Regions from separate parts of the Mus musculus genome. Here region 1 is linked to region 2. Evidence: chromatin loops called from intact Hi-C (ENCODE). Cell type or tissue: heart. All regions are shown on one strand.

Evidence for each region. Peaks named below come from ENCODE experiments on the same cell type or tissue, not always from the same donor. Only the 100,000 strongest peaks of a DNase experiment are listed, where the experiment ranks them.
Region 1: a loop joins it to region 2, with 2.0 times the contacts of the local background. A loop is called at or near these places in 9 of 42 quality-filtered maps.

What each region holds. Positions count from the first base shown.
Region 1 is chr9:118,689,150-118,697,149 of GRCm38, reverse strand. Itga9 (integrin alpha 9) reads right to left here. Exons shown (of 28, transcript NM_133721.2): 14 at 7,726-7,880. Among named protein-coding and RNA genes, the nearest start is that of Itga9, 86 kb to the right of the region's middle. In heart, no CTCF peak of the experiment used is centred here; DNase peaks (open chromatin) are centred at 2,549, 3,699 and 7,809; H3K27ac peaks cover 1,299 bases; H3K27me3 peaks cover 648 bases.
Region 2 is chr9:118,867,799-118,875,798 of GRCm38, reverse strand. It overlaps Itga9 (integrin alpha 9), which reads right to left. Exons shown (of 28, transcript NM_133721.2): 24 at 6,383-6,508; 25 at 3,859-3,978. Among named protein-coding and RNA genes, the nearest start is that of Gm51695, 15 kb to the left of the region's middle. In heart, CTCF peaks have their summits at 1,119 (motif pointing right), 4,264 and 4,464 (motif pointing right); a DNase peak (open chromatin) is centred at 2,038; H3K27ac peaks cover 255 bases; H3K27me3 peaks cover 235 bases.

The sequences.
Region 1 (8,000 bases), 180 kb after region 2:
AGATAGCTGACCAGTGGGGAGGCAAACAAGAGGCCCCTCCCCAAGCCATCTCCACACACCCATCTGTCAGAAGCTGAGCCACTGAAAGCCAGTGCCTGGCCAGTATTTAAGTATGGTGAGCCCAACTCACAGGAATGACTGTGTCCTTAAGCAACATCAAAGAGACACGAGACCGGGGAAGTCTGAACAGGGAGAGAGAAAGGTGATTTGTCAGTTGTCCTTAGCTACGTCTCGGCATACTTTTGCTGTATCTAATGGTTTCCCTGGGCCCCTGCCATATCATGGCTCCCCATCATGCCCAGATGGCAGATTCCTAGTCACTGAAGGCTATGATGCCCCCAACTTGCATATCCCAACAAACAGCTGGATTCTAAGGTGATGCTGGGTCACCAGGAGGGACCCAGGACATGGGTCATCCCAGGAGATAGTTCTACTATTAAGAAAAGGGCATCTAGGGAAAGTGCTTTTGTAGAGAAAGCACGGGGTAGAAGCAGATGCTACAAGTGGAGTGTGTGTGTATAGACTGCCAAGGTCTTGAAGAAATTCTCTGGGTCAACTCATACAAAACCTCCATTTTTGAGACAAAGGGACCCGAGGCTTCCAAATGGAAATACTCAGCCCAGCCCAAGAGCCATCTGCCATTCAGTAGAATCAAGACCTCTCCAGATCTAGTCTGGCTACTCCTACCACACAGTCTGAGAACTTAATTTTTCAGTCTCACCTGACCTGAAACCTCTTACTCTCTGAATGCAGAAGTGGCAGAACCAAGCACAGACTGAGGTCCAGAGCCAAACTCTGAGGCAATCTACCATTGATTTCAGGCACCAACAACCCCACAGTATGAAAGGTTATGTTTAAATGAAGCGAGTTTCAGGATGCTATGTAGCAAGATCACATCTGGAGAATGCCCACTGCTGGGACAAGTCAGAGGCTGTGGCTAGAGCCACATGGTTTTAACAGCCCTTGTCCAGCCATCCTCTTGGCTGACAAGTGAGGGTTGTTCATGCCCCCCAGGAAAAGGAAACTGGGAGGGACAGCAGACCCTGGTGATCCAGCCAGATGAGCTCAGAGAGAATGGAAGGAAGACAGGAAGACAGGAAGTCAGGGCAGAAGCTGTGGACTCCAACACACATCCTCTTGGCCTTTTCCAATCTCTCTGTCTCCACGAAGGTACTTTTCCAGTTCATGGTAGAAGCCAGGACTCCAAGCAGCACCCAGTAGGTAGACAGTGTTTTCTTTCCCCTTAGGGTGCCTCACACTGAGGCATGAGATGCCCAGCAGGACTGAGTTTAATGGACCCACAGTGGTGACATGCTTAGTCATACAGGCCCTGTTTGGTTTGCTAGAATGGCTAATTTATGTGCCAATTTGGTTGGACCTCGGTAACCCGTCAAGCACTGAACTACACACCTCTGTAAGGGTCTTTTGAAATGAGTTTGACAGTTAAATTATTAAACTTTGAATGAAGCAAAACAAATTCCACAATGTGGGTGGGCTGCAGTAGTTGAAAATCTTGAGAAGAAAACCCCTAAGTTCTTTCTGTACCCCAATAAGGAATTCTGCATCGAGCCTGTCTACAGATCTAAACCAAAGCTTCAGCTCAGCCCGCATCTTTGCCTAGTTCAGAATTCAGGCTTGTCAGTCCTATTGTCCTATGAGCAAATCCCTTAAAACCCATCAGCTCGCCCCACACCCCCTGATACTCTTATTCTTCCCGTTTCCAATCTCCCTGGCCTGTTCCTCTGGAGAATCCTGCTTATGCCAATATTCTGTCACATTTACAGGCTGGTACTGCCCGGGCTCATCCCTCTGCCAAGGTGTGCCCTGAGACCCTTGTCTTGGGAGTCTATTGTGGGAGATTTTTAAATTAACCCAGGGCAAGTCAGAATAGGGGAATGACTTTGGCTTGCTACGCCGCGCTGGGTATTTTGCAAGCGCCTACTGCTCAAAGTATCACTGCAGTCACGAGTGAAGATTCTGGAGGCTCATGGAAGGGTAGGAGGCTGCAGTTCAAACAACAGAGCCATAGATGAGACACCAGCTCTGCTCTGAGTGGGGCATTCAGGTGCCAACCCTTTAACCTAGTAGCTTTATCCCCAGTGTTCAAGTGTCTGATCCCAGACAGACCTGGTTATCCACCCGCCAAAGGTAATCATTTCCTCTCTAGCGCTGCCTCCTACGAGGTATGGAATTTATCTTGACATTTTAAGTCTATATAGGTTGATTCTTCATCTGACTCTCCCTTCTAGAAACAAACAAGATTCACCATGAAGAAACTCCTGAGTGAGGAGAGTCTGGGAGCTGCCAGAAGTAAGAAGAAACGGTCGACTGTGAAGCCCTCTGCTCCAGCGGGACCTTTAAATAGCTCCCACTCAAGTGCCCCACACATGCTAGGCTGGAGCCAATCAGCTCGCTTGAGGTAGGGTGGTGTCTGAGTAGCAACCCCCTAATGCAAGCCAGCCCTCAAAGCCCCTGCCCGGGAGGATGCTGGTTCTGGTTAGCTCCGGTTCTCACAGCACATGACACATCAAGTTCTTCCTTCTGGCAGTTTGTGTCTATGCCATGTCGAATGATGTCATGTGGTGGAAAAGCTGACCGTCCCCAGTCATGCCCCTCCCCTCCCTGCCCCAGAGCTGGTTCCCAAAGGCCCCCCACATGGGCTGGGGCCGGGAGAGCACCAGCTGTCTTGAATCAACTGGGGCTCTGGTCTGTCCCAGCCAACACCAAATCATTCCCAAATCTCCATCAGAACAAGGTTTCAGCTCTGAAAGTTGACTTCCAGCCTTACTCATTTCCCTCAGCGCATCCCAGGAGAGGAGGGAAAGAGACATTTCCACCTTGCTGGCTTTTCTTAACCCTCTCTCTCTTCTTCCAAAGAATGCGATATTTACTTGAGCAGCAAGCAATTAGTTTTTTAGGTAACTCCGTTCCTTCCGTGGACAAGGCTCTCCGTTTCCTATTCCTACACTTCAGGGGACCAGAAGCTTTGGGAAAATTCTCTTCATGCAAAAAAAGCTCTCCAGAGCAGATACACCACCTCTAACGTCAGAAAAAAAGGGTTTGCGGGTACCAGGTATCTGCTTCCGACTATATTTCTGCTATGCCTTTGGATGACCTGAGGGCCATCCTCGGACGCTGGGATCGACAGCTTGTCTGCAGGCAGTGATAGGGCCTCTGCTCAATGGAAAGCTTTGTCAGGTTGTCTGTAAGCCAGGGAGATGTGAAGGATCAGAGAGCAAAAGACAGGCTGGGCACACAGCCCTGTGGTCGAGGGTTTTCGTAGCATGCTTGAGACCCTGGATTCAACCCCTGAACTAGCAGGTGGAAAAAGCAATGTCATGGGACTCAGCCCTTGCAAGTTTTCATCTGATGCTAGGGCAAGCCTGTGACCACCAAGACAACCCTATGGTCTAACTAGAGACATAGCCTATGGGTAAGGAGCAAATCGCTCTTGGTTACAGAAATCAATTCTCTTTGTGGCTGTCAGGAGGCTCTAGGAAGCCACAGGCAGCCAAGGATGAAGCATCCGAGAATACTCTTTGGAATGAGCCGAACTCTTGTTTGCAATTGCTTAGTGAAACATGGGATAAACCTGTTCGTGAGGCTGCCTGCTGCCAGAGTGGGAAGCCAGCCGGCATGCCACTTGGCACGTGTCTAGAAGGGCAAGTGAGGAGACCCCTCCCGCTAGAATGTGAGCCTGTGCTCTGTGCCCAGGGCTGAGCACAGCGTCTGGCAGAGCTTCATCACGCTTTGCTGATCCAAGAGCCCAAAATAACACAGATGAGGTTCATCTTCCCACCTCCATGCTTCCAGAGTCCAGGGTGAGCACGGAGAACGGCCTCTGAGAGCCAAGGCTCTCTGGAGTAGGAACGTGGCCTTCATACTTCAGATCCCCCATGAACCGAGATGCTTCTCTGCTGGTTTATGAAGCCCTTGGTTCTCAGTTCCAAGCCCACCATCCACTCTGCTGTGCTTCTAGGGTTGGGATCCCACAAACCTGTTTTGCCAACAGCTCCCTGTGAGGTTCTGCCAATAACAAGAGGGAGAGAGAGAGACAGGGAGCCTGCAAGGCTGGAGGGGTAAGAAGGCCTTTCTCCTCCATGCTTATTCATCCGCTTAACCAACAACTTTTTTTTTCATGGCAGCTGGCCCCAACAGCCATAATTCAACTTCTTAGTTTCTTCTCCATGGCCCAGAGCCCTCATCATACTTTCTCAGAGGGGTATGTAGTTCCACCCAGTGCTCTCTGCTTAAAGAATTGGGTTGGAGTTGCACAGAGTCCCTTCCACAAACTCTCAGGTTCTGATAACCCCAAGGAAGGAGTTAACTGAGTGTAACCTTGACAGGCCACCCAGAAGCTTGGTAAAGCACAGGTCACTGTCTTCTACCTGAAATTCTCTTTCAGTTTGTGTGTACATGGCTAACCAGAAGCCCGCAGGAGATGTCATGCAGCTGATCTGAGCAGCTAGCTGGACAGCTACTGGCTTGGACTCAGCCATGGCAGCTCTCCTCTGCAGTTACCACTGCTTCCTCTCCGGCCTGCTCAGTCCCTTCCAAGAAGAGTCAAACCCTCTTACAATGTATACTGCGGCAATCTGTTTCCTCACTGGATTTTGCTTATTACAGTGGCCAAGGCAAATTCACCCCTTATGGACATCCCATTTCTCACAGTATTCCCAGAAGTCACCATTGCCCCTCTACAGGCTGAACTTGACACTGCTGTGACCAAATGAGAGTTGAGATTTCCCATTGCTGAAGCAAGATTGAAGAGACGTGTACTTGGCCAAGCCCGATAGGTTCCAAGGACAAGATGCAGAAGCCCAAGGGACAAGACAGCTTCTCTGGCTCCCAAAGTCATCCTCCAAACAGGTCATGTGACTGAAGACCCACCAGACTGATGCCACAGAAGACCCCACCCTTGGTTGTAATTCAGGTGCCCAGGTGGGGCTGCCCATATGCAGCCATCTGCTGGTAAACAGCCCAGAATACAGACATGCCGAGTGTCCAGAAGACCTTTCCAGACAGGCATCACCAGGCAGTCCACAGACAACACCCGGGACAGCTAGGGGTCCACCGCCAAAAAGAAGTAGGAAGGAATACAGAGCCCCCAGCTCTGCCTTCTGAATGCAGAGGCCTAGGAGATGACCCTGGGTGGAGGACCATTTGTCCTGGAGGTGCCTGTCCTTCCTGTATCTGGAGACTGGGGACACCGTCTTCCTAGCTCTGTGGAACCAAGAGTCTCCTTGCTGACCATGGGGGATAGCCACATCAGCCCTGGCTTACACAGCTCCAATAAGCTACCACCCCCACTGATGACCACATTTCCAGAACAGCCATCCATTTTTCTCTCTAAACTCTCTGCTCCACAGCCAGCTCATTCTCCATTTCTGATTGAGATGTCCCTCATTTTCATGAAAATGACAGAAGAAAATGAGATGATAGTTTGGGAATTCATTCCCTAAAGGGATGTAAATGAAAGCCTACCCCTTTTCTAGAGGGGTTCAAGGGCCAAGCAAAGTCCAGAACAAACTATGATCCCCTAAAGTCCAGCTTGGGGAGAGAACCAATTCCCAACAGGGAACCAGGAGGATTGTTGGGCTAACTTACAGAGCATGAAAGAATGGTTCTTGCAGGAGTGTGGGTGATCCCAGAACAGCCACTCTGGAAAGTGTCACCCCAGCATAGATGACAACTTCCCCACAGCTGCATGGTCCTCACCTCTCCAGTGACCTCCCACGGCCACTCCAGCGTGCCAGAGACTGTGAGGCCAAGCGCAATTAGGGCAGAATGACATACAAATGGCTAAGAGGTATGGACGCAAATGGCTGGAGTCTCAGGTGAGTCCAGTGACTTCCCTCTTCTTCCTTCTATGAGGGAACAGACAACAACCTCATCTCAGGGGCCTTGAGTAGTTCCTGCTATTCAGATGAAGTGATGGTGGTTGTCCCCGGAGGGCAGCATCTTACAAAAACAAGTGAGGGGACTTCTCCTTACTGCCCTATCAATTTCAATATCGTCCACACGTGAATCTTAGTTCTTCCATGTGTGCACATACATGTGCTTCTGGGGGTTGAATTCTGGGTCTCACACATGTTAAGCACTTTCTTTAAGACTCAGCTATAACTCAAGCCCCAACCTGGTTGCTAATGGCAAAGATTCCTAGAGAGCCGCAGAGTACAAAGGGACATTTGTCTTCAGTGACTCATGTGACAGAGGCTAGGGAAGTGACCTGAATGGAGAATGCACAGGGGTCAAACACCCACCACTGACCACTGCCCAGGTGGCTCCTCAGCCTGCCTTTCCACAACCTTTCAATACTTTAAGGACCATGGTCAAGCTCAGACCCTAGTGGTCTGTGAAAAGCTGTTGTGTGACTGTGGCCCCGGAAAGGGTCACCGGTTGAGAAAGCATAGGGGCTCCACCCCATCTCCTCACTCAGCCCTGGAGTCTCACGCTCTGAGCCTTCTTGCCCTTAAACTCACTTCTCGGTTTCTCCGCTCTCCCAAATGCCACTCATTTTAATGTTCTACAGAACCGAAATCATAACTATAAAAGTGGTGTCCACCACCACATCAGGAACAGAGCAACGAGAACTCCCCACAGGCCTGCAGCTCGGAACTGTTCCTGGTGTAGGGCGCAGGTAGATTTGAGTAAATGGTTATTGAATGAGAATCAGTGTGAACTATTGCTTGCATATCTTCTAGAGCTCTAAAATATCCCTTTTATGTGTAACAAAATTAAGATTCAGGGGTTTGGGAGTATAGGCATGTATTTATCGGGCAAGAGGGCCTGGGTTTGGCAACTCCCCATCCCTTCCCCGTTCCAACATAATAATTGCTTACAGCATCCTGTGAAATGTTTGCTAACAACTGATCAGCATGTTGATGTAACGGATGGAATGTCCTAAGTCCAGCTGAGGGAACTACACGTGTGGGTGTGCTTTGCAGGTTTGGGGGTTGTGCATAAGTACGAACTCCAGAGTAGTGCTTTTCACACTCAGATTGCACACAAACCTCACACGGAAGTGGCCATAATTAGCTACAGCTCTCCAGTTGACACTGCCTCTCATCATCAGAGGGAATCTCAACTGAGGCATGTACCTCATTTTGCCTTGTGGTCATATCTAATAGAGAGTGTTCTTGATTGATGGTTGATTTTGGGAGGGCCCAACCCCATGTGCAGCACCATCTCCCTGGACTGTCCGAGAATGTCTAACTGAATATGAGCTTTTCCCAAACTCTCTGAGATGCCAGAGTAACACCACACTCTTAAAAACCTGAGTCCTGGAAACCTTCACCTCCAGATCCCAAAGTCAGCTGTGTGTCGGGTACCTAGTTGATGGTGCAAGCTTAGTGGGCGGCCTCCAGATTCCTATCATCTCCTTATGTCAATGCATGGAGTGTTGCATGCAGAGGATGCTCAGGCACTCCATCTCAGCAGCCCACACTCTGCCCCGCCCGGTGAGTTCCCGTCTGGTCCTCATGTATTTGGGGAGAGAATGCAGGAAGAGGTTCTTGTCCTAGAGCTGAAGGGTGTGTGAAACTTGAAACACGTAAATGAGCAGGGAAGAGGAAGGCAGAGCCGCAGAGGAAGAGTATCCAGTCCACAAGACCCCCTGCCTGCAAAGCCCACTGGGACTCAAAGTGAGAGGGAACTTGGAGCATCCCCCGGGTTGTCACCTCGCATCAGCTAAGACTGGCGAGTCCCGACACTGTGACTCATTACCGATTTCTCCTGGTACATTCTTGCCATGGAACCGGAAGCACACGGTGACATTCAGGCAGTTCACAGGCTGTTGTCCATCGTGACACTGAGGTGCTGTGATGTTGATGGAGCCTGGCAGGAAGATGGAGACATCCACCGTGATGACCGGTCTGGCCCTGCAGGACAAGGAGGGGGAGGGGAACCTGTGTTAAGTAGCAGCTTCCCGAACCAAACATGAACTACACAGGCAGAATAGATCCCGGGCCTTCAGCCAGCATTTAATTAAAGAATGAAAT
Region 2 (8,000 bases):
GGGTCGGGGGATGGGCTTTTCATCAATGCTGTTTGGAGTCATCTTGGCTACTGTAAGTGGCCAAACATCTATACATCTGTAGGAACCACAACAAATATTCACTGGTTCACCAGGTTAAACTTTGGCCCAATCATTACTTTGGTTTGTTGTGGATTTCCTTCCAGAGGTGTGTGTGTGTGTGTGTTCCAGGAAGAGGTTGTTGCACGATGCTGTGGTGGCAGTTTTCTAAGAAGTAGAAAGGCCTGCTGTGCTACCCTGTAGCTCAAGGCTCCCACCAGAGGCTGAATCCTCGCACCCTGTCCTTGAACTTCTCATCCTCCAGGCCTGAGTCTGGAGAAGTCAAAGGCACTTTTATCGTTTATACGTTCGTTCCTGGTCCCATGCCCCCTGGGACACAGAAAATGGACTGAGACAGACTTCACAGTCAGTGGCCAGCTTTGACCTACAGTGGCCCAATGCACACAGAAACAACAAAGACCTCTCTATATAAATCAGTGGTCCTCACCCTTCCCAACGCTGCAGCCCTGTAAGGCAGTCCCACATGCTGTGGTTACTCCAACCATGGAATTTATTTCTGTTACTAATTAAATACTTTTGCTACTGTTACGAGTCATAATGTAAATATCTGATATGCAGATGGTTTCAGGCAACTCCTGTGAAAGGGTTGTTTAACTCCAAAAGGGGTTGTGTTTCACAGGTTGAGAAACATTGCTCTAGATGTTAAGTTATAAGGGGACCCCTTGCTCATCACCCAGGAAACCACAGAGCCCACCCTGGGTTGGAACAAGGACATCCTTGACGTAGTACTTTACATAGGAGTTGTGTACAAATTATTCTTAAAAACAGAACAAAACAAACAAACAACAAAAGACCCCAGTTAACAACAGCTTAAGAGTTTTAAACATAAACATCTCTCAGTTGTCCATAGGAATGAGATGCAGTGGGATATCTCCAGACACCCATGGGAGTGCTGGGCTCCTATGTGTAAGGCCCACTTGAACTTGAGAACTATATATGCATTGGTCAAACTGAACTTTGTTATTAAAAATATTAATGGTAATTATATATATTTCTGTGTGTCTGCTATTTGTGTGTGGGGAGTATGTGCAGGAGTGCAGGTGCCCGCAGAGGCCAGAAGAGGGCATCAGAGCCCCTGGATTTGGAGTTACAGGCAGTTGTGAGCCACCATGTGGTTGCTGGGAATTGAACTCTGGTCCTCTGGAAGAACAGTCAGTGCTCTTAACTGCTGAGTCATCTCTCCAGCTCCCCCATCTTCCTTCCTTCCTTCCTTTTCTTCCTTTCTTTTTTCTTTTCTTTTTTTTTAACCACTCTCTTCCTTAATAGAAAAATACTTTAAAAAGCTTCTGGGAGGACTGTCATTCAAAAGAATATTTCTGCTTCATAAAAATCTTCCAGCAATTTACTAGTTTTATAAATTTTAGTTTCCTGTATCCTCTGGCCTTCTATTGATTTTACACTTAATTAATTACTTAATTTAGTGTGGGAATTATTGGGGGTCATGTACAGGCTACAGCCTACATGAGAGATCAGTAGACAATTTTTATCGGTCCTTTTTCTCCTTCCATCATGTGGGTTGTGGGGATGGAGTAAGTCAGTCAGGCTTGGCAGCAAGCCCCTTTACCCACTGAGCTGTAGAGCTGTCCTCTCATACTGTATTTTTATTATAAATCATCGGTGTTACCACCGTAGATATTAACAGTGACAATAACGGTTAGGTTAGAGGCCAAGGAGATGAAGGGCTGGTGTATAGTAGGCCCCTGGTGGCTGTGAAAAAGGCCTTAGGGACACTGCCAAAGAAATCCTATCCTCTGAAAATTAAAAAAAAAAATAGACCCAACATTCTACATGAAAACTAGTGGAGGTTAAAACAATAAAACCTCAGATTCCCTTGTCTGGAGCCAGACCTTGAGGTCAAAGGAAAATAAACAACCCTAGGCGGAGGCCAGCCACAAGGTCCATGTTGATCCAAGTCCCCAGGGAGACCCAATGGCCCTGGAGCCATCTGGTCAACCCCCAAAGGCGCTATGCCTTATAAGGTCCAGGCCTGACAGTGCTTCAGACTCAAGGCACACTCTATGCCTAAGTTTCTGCTGTATGACAACCCAGAGATGTCACCCTCTTTTGCCTGGGGCTCCACTGGTTTGCCCGACCAGTGGGAACAATGTTTCTGGGATGGAGTCCTTGGTTAAGTGTCACTACTGGATGAGAGAGAGAGAGACAGACAGACAGAGAGGCAGGACAACCAGTGCCATCACTCTGGGGGCAGTGATGAGCAAGTTCATGGGAAATGAGCTGTCAGCAGCATTGGCTAAGATGGACCAGGGAGAAAGTATGTTGACTCCTAGTGAACCACGTCAGGGAGGGACTCGTGGAAGGGCGATGGTAGATGAAGCTCACACCTGGCCTCTGCTAACAACGCTGACCTATATCAAGAACAGGGAAGCCCTGAGTGGGAGCCCAACTTCCTCCAAACTAGTTTCCAAACTAGGGAACCAGATGGTGTCCAGCTTTCCACGGTGTGTGGAGACTGTAATAGCTACAGAGAGGCGGGGAAAACAAGCAGACCCCTCCCCCCAACAACTGCATCTTCTCAGGCTGCCGCATCACTGCTGGGGCTAATTCAAAGCTGACCACGAGACAGCGCTGACGCTTCTCACCTGTGGACAGCCCCGATGGCTTTGTATACGTCTTGCATGTTTAGTCTTTTCAAATAAAACTAAAAAGGAACTCTGAGGCTAACATGCATATTCTTTTTACCTTCATATCCAACTATTTCTATAGCATCCTGTGGCGCACAGCCTCTTGAACCAGCAAGCTCTTATCTTAAAACAAATCAGAGCAAACCTTTATTAAGGGCCACTGGTTTGCTGACTGACTGAGAGATTTGGAACCATATTTGATAAACTCACAGTAGCAAAGTGTTCTGAGGTTCACGGGCCCAACTGCTTTGAGGGATCATTTGAACAAGTGATCAGGCAAACTAAGGCTTCATGGGTCAAATCTGGCCCTCTGTCTGCTTGTGTAAATAAAGTTTTATTAAGAACATGCCCTGCATTTGGATATAGTCCACACTGTGGCTGCTGACAGAGTTAAACTGTTGCAAACGATTAAGTTAGCATAGCTACAGTGTAGCATGTAGCTATGAACATGGGCAGCCTAACACAAAATCAACCTGTTTAAAACTTGTTTATTGTGTGTTGTTTTTGAAAGCTGATGAGCCTCTCAAGCCTGTCTGTCACAGGTGACCACAGTAAGCCACAAGGTCAAAGGCCTGACCACGCATGATTCTGGCCCATAAAGCCTAAAACTGTTCTTGCTAGCCCATGACAGAAAAGGGCGACCTTTGATCAAAATCAGAACAAAACATGGTCTCCAAATCAGCAGGATTTATAAGCTTGTCAGTACCATCTCAGGTTTCATCCCCCACTGAATCTGAGGTTTTATAAGCCCAAGGAGATATTTGCTTTTTCGAGAGGATGTCCTCAAACTGAGAGATCCGTCTACCTCTGCCTGGACCTGAAGGCACGCAGCCGCCACAGGGCGCCCTACAGCTTAGCCCAAGGAAAAGGAAAGAGCAACAGCGCGGAGGGGCAGATGAGAACCCGGGAAGCTGAAGATGCTAGAACTCGGTAAAGATGCTAGGATACTCTCGGTGACACCGCCAGTCCTTGGATTAAGGTGAACACTGAGGGTCTGATACTGTTTCTTGGCAACGTCTGATGGACGAATCGCCAGTGGTGCATGCTGGGAAAGTTTGATAAGGGGCAGCCCGTGTGTTCTGGGAACGGATTCCAAGGGATTCTGGGTAACCGCTGAGAGCGCAGCCCGGGGACTCACCTTCTTCAGTATCTCTGTGTTCAGTAGCATGTATAGGTTGATGGTGCGGCTCTCCTCTTTCGGAAGAGCACTAAGGTTGCAGTGCAACGTTAGGCAGAAGCTCCCTGGCTTTTCACAGTCCTGAGGAGAAAAATTCCCAGATGGAATTAAGAGACAGAGACCATCCAAAGCCATCTATAGTGCAGAGTGTCTGTTATGTTAACTGAGGCAAAATCAGGAGGAAGAGATGGGGCCCGTGGAGTGGCTAATGTCAGACTTCCTGCCCAGCTTGTCTGGGGCCCAGGATTCCATCCCAGCTCCAAAATACAGAGTAAAATAGGAATTAGGTGTGTTCGGTCACTGAACACACCTGTCCCATCAATGGATTTAGAAAAGTGATTTTTAAACAAATATGGTATGGAGGGAGGGATTGTGTAACCTGAATTATTTCCATGATTTCTTCTGTTTAAAACTATATCACCCAGTTCAATTACTGTTATTTAATATATAAATTGTACTGGTATATGGAGTAGCTTTAAAAACAAAAACAAAAAAAACCAAACTATAACTAACATACCCTGCCCCACCAAACTAAAGAAGATGTAATTTTGCTCTGTCACCAGCAGAGGGCGGTAGAAGGTTTTCTGGCCTAGTTGAACACTAGGGCTCTGGTCTCCTGTGTTTGGGGGAGTCCACAAGTAGACATAAGGTGGTTATGCGGTTAATCCTACCAAAAAGTTGAATTTCACCAGGAGAATCAATTCTTCTCCAAAAGAAACATTTAGATATCCCTGTGTACTTTCGTGAGTTTTTAAACAGGAAGACTTTCCAACTACAGCGGATTCTGGGTCCATGCCTTGGCAGGCAGACACCATGCTCCTGTTTAGTGGGTGGGGCAGGGGTGGGTGCTTAAAGAACAAAGAAGCTATATGACTCGGTGACGCATACGCCGCCAAGGGGAAGTTTATTCCAATGACCAAGGAGGAATTTTTCTTTTGTGTTTGGAAGTGTATCTTATATATAAAGTATGGATGTGTGCGTATATGTGTGTGTGTGTGTGTGTGTACCTGTATGAAGCTTCAATCGCAGGAGACATTTTCAGCTTGACATTTCAGCGTGTATGGAAGACACAGCCGATGTCACTATATCTAACTGTCCCCTAGGGCCTTTACAAAGATAGGCTATCCTTGCTATGTGGGCCACTGGTTAGCTTGACATAATCTAGAATCCTAGGAAGACAGTCTCAATGAGGGATCAGGGTGGTCTGTGAGGGGCTATCTCCACTATACTGATTGATGTGGGAAGACCTGCTCACTGTGGGTGGCGCCATTCCCTAGGCAGGGGGTCCAGAACTGTGTGAGAATAGAGAAAGTGAGCTGAGCACAGCAGAAATGACTTAATTTTACCCTCTCTGTTTTTTCACTGTGGATGCAAGGTGACTGGGTATCTCCTGACTTCTGCACAGTGATGAATTGAGCCCTAGGAATTGTGGGCTAAAGTCAACTCTTTCTCTCCTAAGTTGCTTTTGCCAGGGTATAATGTCATAGCAAGCAAACAAACAAACAAACAAACAAACAAACAAACAAAGCAAAGCAAAACAGTATGCAAGTGAAAAAAAAATCTAAGTCTCCAATAGCAGGCAGCTGAGCTCTCCAAGGGGCGGGAGAGGTGTTCAAGTGAGTGTGGGGTGTGCTTAGGTGGAAGTAAAGCCCTCAGTGAAAGTAATCAGGATGCAGGAAAAGGGACCCTGAAAAAGCTCTGATGAGGTAGGACACACACAGTAAAAAGAACAAATTCTAAGTATTATATTGATATATTTTACATAGGTATTATGTATGTTTCATGTATGTCTTTCATGTTTTCACTGGAGAACCAACCTGACCATGCTATCTTTTTGCCATCTTTACTACTTCTGAACTCCTTACACACATTCCAGAATGTTCTTTATTCGTCTTTCATTTAGTGTAATTTCTGTGAGACTTACTTATGCTGCATAGTGTATGGAATACTATTAGTTACATTTATTTTTTGTAGTTCTATAATATTCATGTGTATGGATATGCTCGTCTATTCGTTGTACTGTTGATAGCTATCTGAATTGTTCTGTTTTTGGCTACTCTAAAATTGTTTCAAATATTCCTGTGTCTTTCAACAATACGTGCATTCACTTCTTGGGGATAGACCCAGAAATGGTACATTTTTCTGGGTTGTGTAATACATACATGTTTAATTTTAATAGAAACCGCTAGGAGGTTTCCCCATTGCACTGTAGATTCCTTCTAGGAGAAGAAATCGTTTGCTTCCTGACAGCAGGTTGTTTAGGATTTCTGTTAGTCATGCAATGGCGTTTGGAATATAGATTTGTGAGGGAAACCCTGGGCTGAAAAATAGGGATTGATTATAGTCCTCAAGGCTTTTTGAGTTAACCAGTGAAAACTGGATTTGAGAAATAAGAAGCGCCAAGTAGAAGACTGGCCTCTCATCTCCGACATGCCTTCCCTGTGAGGCCCACCATCATGGCTCCCGTCACCAAGTGACTTCTTACCAACACTTTTCTTCCAGACTTGGAGAAGAAAGCAAATATGGTGTGGAAGATGTTCTCTTGTTCTTGAGGGATGATGCAGGGGGTCGGGTTTCTTTGTAGAGAGCAGTTACCCTTCTCTTGGCTCACCTGGAGAGAGAGAGAGAGAGAGAGAGAGAGAGAGAGAGAGAGAGAGAGAGAGAGAGAGAGCTGTTAGAACCAGCGGTCTTAGATCTATAAGCATCTGACACAGCAGCTGAGCATAGACGCTCCCTGCTTCCATTCTCTAGAGGACAAAAATGGTCAAAGGGCATTTCATTTTATGAAATTATTGACTATGTTTCCAGGTATGGCCTTGAACTCCTGGGTTCAAGACATCCTCCTGCCTAGCAGCCAGGCCCACAGGCTTACCACAGCTCTGGCTGGGAAGTGTTTAAGGCAGAAGTTCTGACAGAAAATGTGGCTATTAAGTTCTTCAATAAACTGAGCTGAGATGACCACGGCATGCAAATGAGATTTGAGGAACAGCTTAAACCTTCTGCTTCCTGATTTCAAAGCTCATTTATATCACTCCTTTCAGACAGGCGTTTAGGAGGCAAAAAGAAATTCAAGTCACGTGCTAACAGAGTCAAAAGCCCTGGTCTGGAGCCCAGGTCTTCTGGGACCTTAGGTCTGTCCAAGCTTATAAGTGGGCTTCATGTATGGCCCGCTGTTGGAAGTTTCTAGAAGGTTCTGTGGAGCACACCAGGATGCTGTAAAACCCCTTAGGAGCTGTTTTTGAGAGAATTGCTCTGGGTCTTCATTCCTGTTCCAACTGTAGTATCAACCACATGGTGGGTACCTGAGGTTTGGTTCTGTGAGCTCTTGCTCTCAGATCGTCTGTCTCCTTTCATTCTCACGCATGTGGGACTCCCCTTCTCTGGCTTGTCCCTTGAGGGGACAATGCTGACAGGCCCAGAGAAGACAGTCTTCTGCACAGAAGTTCCAGTGAAGACTCCCTACCTCCGCAAGGCTTGGTCATCATACCACACACCCAGTTGGTGCCGAGAAAGCCTCGGAACTTATAGGACAGACACGCTGACTCTCACTGAAGTCAGAGGCAGATCAAGAGTTCCTCAGCGTCCTGAAAACTGGTGTTCTGGCTTTCCAGGCAGGGGGAGAAACCTGGTTGCCAACCCACCCTAGTTGGTCTTGCTCAAGAGCCCCCAGTGTGAGAAGATGGTGGTGATACTTGGCCGTAGGTGCCAGCAGAGAGGGGCAGGGGCCAGGAGCAGCAGCAATATGTGTGAGAAACGGCCAGGCCTCGGTGGGCAGAGTCACAGCCAGAACTAATTTCTTCCACAGGGCGTCTCTGGGGTGGTGTGAGTACAGGGAAGTGATGGTCAGGGCATCTGATGCCTTATGACAGGCTGGCCCCGGTGGAATGTGGGGCAGGAAGCAGAAGCTGAAGTCGGTGGTGGATGAAAACCTTGGCCACTGCGCTCCTGACTGTGGTTATACGGGAATCATTTTAATCAGGAAATAACCCACTTTTATGGGAGGCTCAGGGTGGTCCTGCTTCAGCAGGAGACTGAAGGCTCCCAGGGTCTCTAGGGTGTCTGATCTGGTGCAGCTAAAATTCAGCCACTCTCCCTGACCAGGG